Linked DNA regions of Homo sapiens: region 1 is linked to region 2. A link is an interaction called in ENCODE POLR2A ChIA-PET data of the cell type or tissue named here. Cell type or tissue: OCI-LY7. All regions are shown on one strand. Each heading gives the region's core, and the rest is flanking DNA. Links, peaks and the distances in the headings are about the cores only. Region 1 holds the start of MSRB3 (methionine sulfoxide reductase B3). Region 2 overlaps TBK1 (TANK binding kinase 1).

Region 1 (4,397 bases), core at 122-4,121, 820 kb after region 2:
CTGGCACTTATCATGCACTTAGTAACTTTAGTTCTTTTCTGCCACTCTTAGCATATTTATTCAAGCCTTTAGAATAGTGGTTGGCATTGCTGACAGTGATGTCAGCTATGTTGATACAATGAACTCTCTATTTTTACTAACATGAATTGGGTTGTAATGATATTGCATTTTTTATAATTCTATATTTTTGTATGTAAGGTTCTTCACTAAAATATTTTAAATATAGGCATAATTATTGCAATCCTTTGAAACATGCTTTACACTTAGGGAGCTTCTAAATTCCTTTCTACAAATGGCTGTGCCCATTTTATTTTTGTTTTTAAACAAACATTTGGACTATGGGCAAAGAACTTTGCAAAGTGTTGTGGGGGAAGTAGAAAAACAGACACTTATGTAACACAAGGCTATAAAAAAAGAGGAAACGGAGGGAATACTGAAGAGCTTCTTCAGTATTTCCAACTACCTAGGTTCTAGGTACCTAATTAAATAGTCATGTTATGTGTCATTTAAATCCTTTATTCATTGCATTACAATTTATTCACCATTACTTTATCTGGGTCATCTACCCTTAGTCCCATTATAATTGCCAATGCATTAAGGGTGACATTTGCCCATTTGCTATATGTAATTCACAGGATGTGGTGTTTTTCAGTACCAGATGTTTTGAGGGGAGCCACTTGCAATGGACTGTTTTTTGGTGTATGTGTTTTAATAGTTTGCCAGAACTGAGTTTGATTTGAAACAACGTTCTTGATTTTCAAATACAGCATTTTCAAACAAATAGTGTGATGTACAAATTACCATCACTTTAGTTCACGTTGAAATAATCCACACTCTAAATCTGTTTGACATTTACCCCTTAAGTATTTTGGATCAATAAATCATTTCTGTATCATCTAGCATCTTAAAATGTTCGTAAGTAACTACTTAATACCCTACATATCCAGGTCCTGTCCCATTAGTTTGAGGGAAAAAATATATTATAGTAATTAAGACATAATTATGTTGTCTTGAAAAGCTAAGGGTCATTTGGACTTGATTACCCAAGGAGTTATCAGTGCCAAGGAAAATTAGGCAACTACAGGCTTGGGCCTGTAATTAAACATCTAGGACTGACATTTTGTTCATCAGAGGTGGCACCTTCTGAATGAATTACACCATTTCATTTTAGACAAGCTACGGTACATACAAAACAAGTGTGTGGAGGGGGTTGGGGGGTGGACATGAATAGAGATTGGAGGTGGAGAGAAAGACCGGTGTAAACTTAAGCATTTTGTTGTGAAAAACTACTGTTCAGCCAGCCTGCCTGGGCTCCATATATGGTGTTCAAATATAAGTTTGGGACGAGCACCTTTGCAATTTTGGCCAAGAACACACACACACTCACCCTCCTCTGCTAGAGAGGGCCCGCTCACCTGGAACGCAGGCGGCTGGTTCTCCGTATTACAGTGAGTGCTCGTTCTGTATGTATAGGATGGCCAAGTAACTAACTGGCAGCCCTGCTCCTGCCTCACTCTCCCACAACTTTTTATCCCCTCACCACCAACGCTCTCAACAACCCCTGACACGTCTTCCCACAGGTCCCTGGCTCGCTGTCCGGTCTCTTCGTGTTGGTTTGTCCGTTTCCCACTCCTTCAGCGGTCTCAGGTGGAACACGCCAGGTGGGCGCTTGGCTGTGTTCTGGGGTCCCGAGTTGGAAAGGGATGCCCCCAGGCAGAAGGCGGCCGGCAGCCCTGGGGCAGAGGAGGACGAGGGGGAGGAGAGGAGCAGGAGGGCAGGGCAGAGAAGGAGGAGGAGGAGGACGGTGCAGAGGAGGAGGAGGAGGAGGAAGAGGACAGGGCAGAGGAGGAGGGAGTTGGCGGCCGCCGAGCCCCGGGCAGCGGGCCCCGTCCGCGGCCGGCGCGCTCCGTGGTCCTCCCTCGCTCGTCTCCTATGCTCATATTTGGACTCGGCTGCCCGTGCCCAGGAATTTCCCGTCATGCCTCCCGCCGCCCCGTCCGTCGCCCGGAGCCGGGGAGGGAGGGAGCGAGGTTCGGACACCGGCGGCGGCTGCCTGGCCTTTCCATGAGCCCGCGGCGGACCCTCCCGCGCCCCCTCTCGCTCTGCCTCTCCCTCTGCCTCTGCCTCTGCCTGGCCGCGGCTCTGGGAAGTGCGCAGTCCGGTAAGTTCGGGCTCCCCTCCCCTCTCCTCCTCGCCTCACCCCTCCCACCCCGACCCTGCCACGTTAGGGTGTGACCCCGAGCCGGGATTCCATTCTGCGCCTGCTGCGCCCCCTCGGCCACCTGCGGGGACAGCCCCTGCCTCAGCCGAGAAGGGGAGCAGAAGGGTTGCGCCCCGCGCCAGCGGTGAGGGGCCGAACGGAAGGAGGTCAGGGCTGGTTTCCCCCCACCCGCCGAAGGGAGGCGTCTGGCAGCCTCACTGACACCTTATCCTGTCCCGGGAGCGAACCTGAACCCGCGGGAGCCTCTCGCCCCGCGCGGGCCCAGGAGAGAGGGATCTGGCGGGGCAGCCCGCGGGAGGCAGGGGAGGGGTCCATCCCGGAGCCCTCTGCTCTGTGCGTCGACCCTGCCGGGGTTGCCGCTCAGATAACGGGCCCGAGGCGTGGGAACCGGCCCGCCAGGCCTGCGCTTTTCGCCGCGCGCCTCGGAGAGGACGGGGGTGCGGGGCGGCGGGCAGGCGGCAGGGAGGGGCGCACCCGGGAGCGCACCCGCCGCCCGCCCTCCCTGCGCTGCTGCCCCGCTGCTGGGCCAGACTCCAGCGGGCCCGCCTGGCATTTCACAGGCCAAAATCGAACAGAACCCCGAGTTTGCCAGGTATCAGTTTTGCTTTGTTTTTAAGCAGAAAAAGGCATCCAAGTCTATTTTTGAAGTTTTACACTGGGCTATTTCGAGTCAAACTATATGAATGAAAAGTGCTGTTCCTGCCTTATTTGGTTTAGGGCTAATAGCTATCGGAAGTGGCAGTTATGAAGTCGTTACAGTAAGACTTTATAAGATAATCTTCTTGAATCATGTGGGAACTGTTGGGGGGAATTTAATATCAGATTATTATTTTAAAAAGCAGTTATTTTAAAGTACAAAGGTAGGGATAAAGGTAAATGTGAAATTGCATGGACTTTTACGTTTGTGATGAGTAGTCGTCAAAGCTTCTTGCTTCTTAATTTTATCGGGAATGGAAGAATATAAATTATAATTCCTTAGAGCTGAGATTTCTTAGGAGATTTTAGTTTGCTTTTGTTTTTTCTACCAATAGACTAAATTGTCAAATAAGATATGGCAAACTAGGACTCATAAATTAGTTGAAACATGACTCTATGAAGCATAGATTATATTCAGTACTCTCTGGTTTATCTCTTCATATTTTCATTTGCAGCGCTGGTGGCAAGATCGATTTTCAAAAACAATTTTGTCTATAAAAAAACTTCAGGGTTCATATAACTTATAAAATTGTCAGTTCAGATTAATGGCAGATATTTACAATATTTAACTTTATTCAATTTGCAATTTGTAAATAGTAACTTGAGCAGTGATATCAGTTTCATGTTTCTTTCTGCATAGTATTGTTTTTCAAAAAAACCCTGTTTTTTATAGATTCATATTTTGGAAGTAACTTTAATAGCACTTCTTGGGAAATACAACAGGTTCTAATTTCACATTTTTCAATGGATTTCTAAAAAATACTGTGCTGGATAGTGAAGAGTGGATTTTATTGCCAGGAAACATATGTATGCTTTCTTTTTCCTCAGTGATGTGTTGACTTACCTAATACTTGTGGTGAAACGGCCTTCGAAGACCAGAATCCACTGTACTGGCCCCTTGCCAGTAATTTTGAACATCAAGTTTATATTTGGACCATTTAAACATATATTCTTTTAATTCCGGTCCCAGCTGATATATCAGTCTAATTTCTGATGACTTTTATTAGGGCCCTATATGAATATCTGGAAATTTTTATATTAAGATAAGTAGCTCTTTGCTACTTATCTAGAATTTTGTCACAGTGCTTAAACTGCTTGTATGGCAAGGTTGCAGCATACAATGTAATTTAGATTTTGAATCAACACACTGCTTTTTGTTTTTAAAAGTGCTTGTTCTAATATTTTAACTAAGATGTTAATCCATTAAGTCAGAAATCCTTGCTATTTTGCTCAACTCAAAAGAATATCCAAAGACTATCCCAACAGTAAGGTTCATCAGTTTTTCTAATACATATGCCATTTAATAATTAAAAATAGATTTTAAGGCCACGTGTGGTGGCTCATGCCTGTAATGCAACACTTTGGGAGGCCAGTGTGGGAGGATTGCTTGAACCCAGGAGTTCGAGACCGGCCTGGTCAACATAGGGATACCCTGTCTCTACAAAAATTAAAAAAAAATTAGCTGGGCATAGTGGCTCAC
Region 2 (4,334 bases), core at 335-4,334:
TGCAGTGGCGCGATCTCGGCTCACTGCAAGCTCCGCCTCCCGGGTTCCCGCCATTCTCCTGCGTCAGCCTCCCGAGTAGCTGGGTCTACAGGCGCCCGCCACCATGCCCGGCTAATTTTTTTGTATTTTTAGTAGAGACGGGGTTTCACCATGTTATCCAGGATGGTCTCAATCTCCTGACCTCGTGATCCGCCCGCCTCGGCCTCCCAAAGTGCTGGGATTACAGGCGTGAGCCACCGCGCCCGGCCAATTTTTTTTTTTTCTTTTTTTTTTTTTTGCGATGGAGTCTTGCTCTGTCACCCAGGCTGGAATAGGGTGGCACGATTTCAGCTCACTGCAGCCTCTGCTTCCGGGTTGAAGTTATTCTCCTGTTGCAGCCTCCCGAGTAGCTGGGATACAGGCACCTGCCACCATACCTGGCTAATTTTTGTATTTTTTGTGGAGACGGGGTTTTGCCGTGTTAGCCAAGGTGGTCTCAAACTCCTGGCTTCAGGTGATCTGCCTGCCTCGGCCTCCAAAAGTGCTGAGATTACAGGCATGAGCCACTGCTCCCAGCTGAAACTTAGATTTTTTTTGTCATATTATTGTATTTTATTATAGTATGTATAGTGTATACTAACTTACAGGGAAAAAATGTAAACAAAATGAAGGTCATGGGGAAAATGGCATCTTGCTTTAATCTTCAACTTAAAGTTACTCTTAATAATCCATTTATACCATTATGTCAAATTTTAGTCATCCCTGCAGAATTTTAGACGAATGAAAACAGACAAGGTAACACCAAAGAGTTAAGCACAGAAAGTGATATTGATTAAAAAGTTGAAAGTAAAAATCTACATTGGCTAGAACTGAACATTCAGATCCGTCTCTCCAGAGGAAAATCTAACTTGAATCATAATGGTTCATATTTTGACTTGTTCATACCATATCAGTTAGCAACTTATGACTTGAAAATACTTTGAAACTTAAGATATTTATATTGAACTGTTTATACACTTCATGTCAGTAACAGATAATGGGTGATCTTACTTGAGACTAAAAACAGCTAACATTTGTTTCTTAGCTGTGTTACTCCCTTAAAACATAGTTGCAAATTTTTTTTTTCTCTTAGTATAACAAGAGGATTGCCTGATCCAGCCAAGATGCAGAGCACTTCTAATCATCTGTGGCTTTTATCTGATATTTTAGGCCAAGGAGCTACTGCAAATGTCTTTCGTGGAAGACATAAGGTTAGTACAGAGAAAACTTTGAAGACCTTTTATCACTGTATGTATTTTGTTCTAAGATGCATGTTGACACTAAAGTGTGTGACTTGGTGATTTTGATCCCTTTGTCTGAAGAAATTGTTTTAATGATTTTCGTGGTCATTTAAGGCATAGCTGTGTCAGGCAGTGAACATATCTACCCAGTGGTGGCACAGGTTAAGTGTTAGTGAGTGGAGGAAAACAGATTGGTTGAAAATGGACTGGGAAAGATTAGTGTTGTGCCTTTTGATGCTTTCCCCAGCCCAGCTCCCTAATGGTAGAGTGATTTCACTGACAGAAGTTCAGTGTAATGAGTTGAGGTAGCATTTGATGTGGCATTTTGGTTGGTAGGGAGGCAGATGTGTATTGGGAGGGGAACTCACAGGTGTTTCTGATAGGCTCTGGTAAGGGTAAGTGCCCCTACTAAAACAGCATCCTACAAAGTAGATTGGAGTAAAATGAGATTCTCAACAAGGAGCCCAGGTTGAAAAGACCATATTTTGGTATAAGGTAATCAGAACCTGGTAGTGGAAGTGGGAATAAAATAAAAAGATTATTCCCAGAGGCACTTCAAGAACCAAAAAGGGGCCGGGCGCGGTGGCTCACGCCTGTAATCCCAGCACTTTGGGAGGCCGAGGCAGGCGGATCACGAGGTCAGGAGATCGAGACCATCCTGGCTAACACGGTGAAACCCCGTCTCTACTAAAAATACAAAAAAAATTAGCCAGGCGTGGTGGCGGGCGCCTGTAGTCCCAGCTACTCGGGAGGCTGAGGCAGGAGAATGGTGTGAACCCAGGAGGCGGAGGCTGCAGTGAGCCAAGATAGCACCACTGCACTCCAGCCTGGGTGACAGAGCAAGACTCAATTAAAAAAAAAAAAAAAAGGATTTTGTTTAGATTCAATGTGGAGGATGAAATTTAAAATAGTTAAAATAATTTAAAATTAAGAAATTGAAGATAATTAAACTTTCTATTCTGGGAAAAAGCTGGAGAAATGGAGTCTGAGAAAGAAGCTGGAAAAATGGAGTACAAAGTTCATTTATAATACAAATAATAACTAATTTTTCAGTGCTATGAATTTGTTTCGAGCTAAATGATGTTTGGAGCTTCCTAAATCCTTATTTTCAGAAACAGGGCCCTAAACGTTTTAGTAGAGAGGAATTGCTTCCTCTTTTCCTGTATTCTTGAGACTACCAGTCAGTTCTGTCAGTGACGATGAGATAAGCGTACATGGGGGAGGGGCTGTTTCCTCTGGGGAGAGAATATTGACTATAAACACCCTTTATGGCTCATAGAGAATGAATCAGAAGTACCATACAGACAACTTTTAGCTTTCCTCCCCCTGTATCTAGAATTATCCACAAGCTCTGGATTCTTATTCAGATTACTTGCGATCAATCCTGGGTACTCCGTCCTAGAAATTGCTTTTGTTTTATGCCAAGGAGAAAATGACTAGTGCCTCAGAATTTAGCATTGAGAACACGTCTGATCATCTTATCTTCCTGTAGTCCAAATTAACAAACTTTTAATAATCACTTGGTATGTGTCAGGCACTATGGCAGACCTAGTGAATATTACTATAGCTAATGTGCGGTTAGCTATACTGCACATTAACTGGACACAGTTTCGAGTTTAGTAGCAAGATTGATTAGAAAGGAAGTAAAGTGGAAGCTGATGGGATGAGAGATAGTCAATAGTGATAGAGACTGGATGAGACATATTGAAAGGGCCTGGCACTAGAAGATACGTCACATATCCTGCTCCTCTTTCCTTACTTAGATACTCAGTGTTCTTCATGTAAGTGACTACACATAGTATGCACTCTGTAAATGTTTGCTGAATGAAAGAATAAGTGAATGAATGAGGACTGATTAGACTACCCCAAGACAACCTAAAGTTCTCCAAAGGAAACAAATATGTACTTTACCCATTATAGTGTGGAAATCTAAAATGAGAATTTCAGAAGTATAAGAATTAATTAAAAGATTGTGAAGTCGAGCATGGTGGCTCACGCCTGTAATCCCAGCACTTTCGGAGGCCAAGGCAGGTAGGTTGCTTGTGCCCAGGAGTTTTGAGACCAGCCTGGGCAACATGGCAAAACCCTGTCTCTACTAAACACACACACACACACACACACACACACACACACATACACACACGAAAAAGATTGCCAAGGCCCAGTCTAGTATTTAGTCCCCAACAGTTTTCCTAGGGATGTGCTTTGAGAAACCATATTTGTTCTTAATGATGGCAGTTGCAACTGTTTAGGACTATATCCTACAAAAAATCCTGCTTCCCTTTAACTATTTAAAGGATTTTTACCATGATATTAGCCCTTTTATATTATTTCTTAGAATGACCAAATTCTTACATTTATTACTTGTTATTCAAAGTATATTACCTACTTAATCTGTTTTTTATTAAATTGCTTTTAGTTACTAAAGTATGAGTGTGGGTGTGTGTATATGTGTGTGATTACCATGGTGAAGTTTAAGGGAAGAGACTTGAAGGATGTGTTGATCTGCACATATGGATATATACATATATATATATATATATATGGATCTCTATTATTTGTATACACTTTGACTTAGTGAATAATAGATGACTGTGTAGGTGAATAAAGGGAAAATAGTACGTTTCCACCTGGATCCCGATAATCTCACAGGCATGATGTAGTCTACACAAGTTTGGAAAATAATGACCATGAGGTCAGTGGGTATATTGCAAAATTGTATTATTTTCCCTGCTTGCTCCTCTGTTAGGATTCTCCTAGTTTTAGACTGAGTTTGAGGCCTGTCTCAGCTTAAGAAAAATCACTCTGTTGGGTGATGCATAGATTTGGCAGTGTCTTAACCCTTGCTGAACTGAGGGAAAAACAGTGAAACTGAACTGTACTTAAATTCTTCTCTTTTCATATGTGTGAAAATGGTCATTGGCTCTTTGATCTTTCATCTTCCTCTAGAAAGAATATATATCAATTTGTGTATTTTGCATGACCAGGGTGAGGGGAATCACATAGGATTATGAAGCAGTTAAATGGCCTTAAGAAAAGGATCATGCGATTCTGGAGTGAGAGAGGAGGGTGATG

What was found. Peaks named below come from ENCODE experiments on the same cell type or tissue, not always from the same donor. Only the 100,000 strongest peaks of a DNase experiment are listed, where the experiment ranks them.
Region 1: POLR2A ChIA-PET joins it to region 2 with 11 read pairs; 2 of 35 experiments call an interaction of 5 or more read pairs at or near these places.

The regions. Positions count from the first base shown.
Region 1 is chr12:65,276,705-65,281,101 of GRCh38, forward strand. MSRB3 (methionine sulfoxide reductase B3) reads left to right here and starts at 1,979. Exons shown (of 7, transcript NM_001031679.3): 1 at 1,979-2,161. RefSeq lists silencers at 2,189-2,318, 2,419-2,728. In OCI-LY7, for the core only: no CTCF peak of the experiment used is centred there; no DNase peak of the experiment used is centred there.
Region 2 is chr12:64,454,729-64,459,062 of GRCh38, forward strand. It overlaps TBK1 (TANK binding kinase 1), which reads left to right. Exons shown (of 21, transcript NM_013254.4): 2 at 1,112-1,229. The coding sequence starts at 1,143. Among named protein-coding and RNA genes, the nearest start is that of TBK1, 4.8 kb to the left of the region's middle. In OCI-LY7, for the core only: no CTCF peak of the experiment used is centred there; no DNase peak of the experiment used is centred there; H3K27ac peaks cover 62 bases.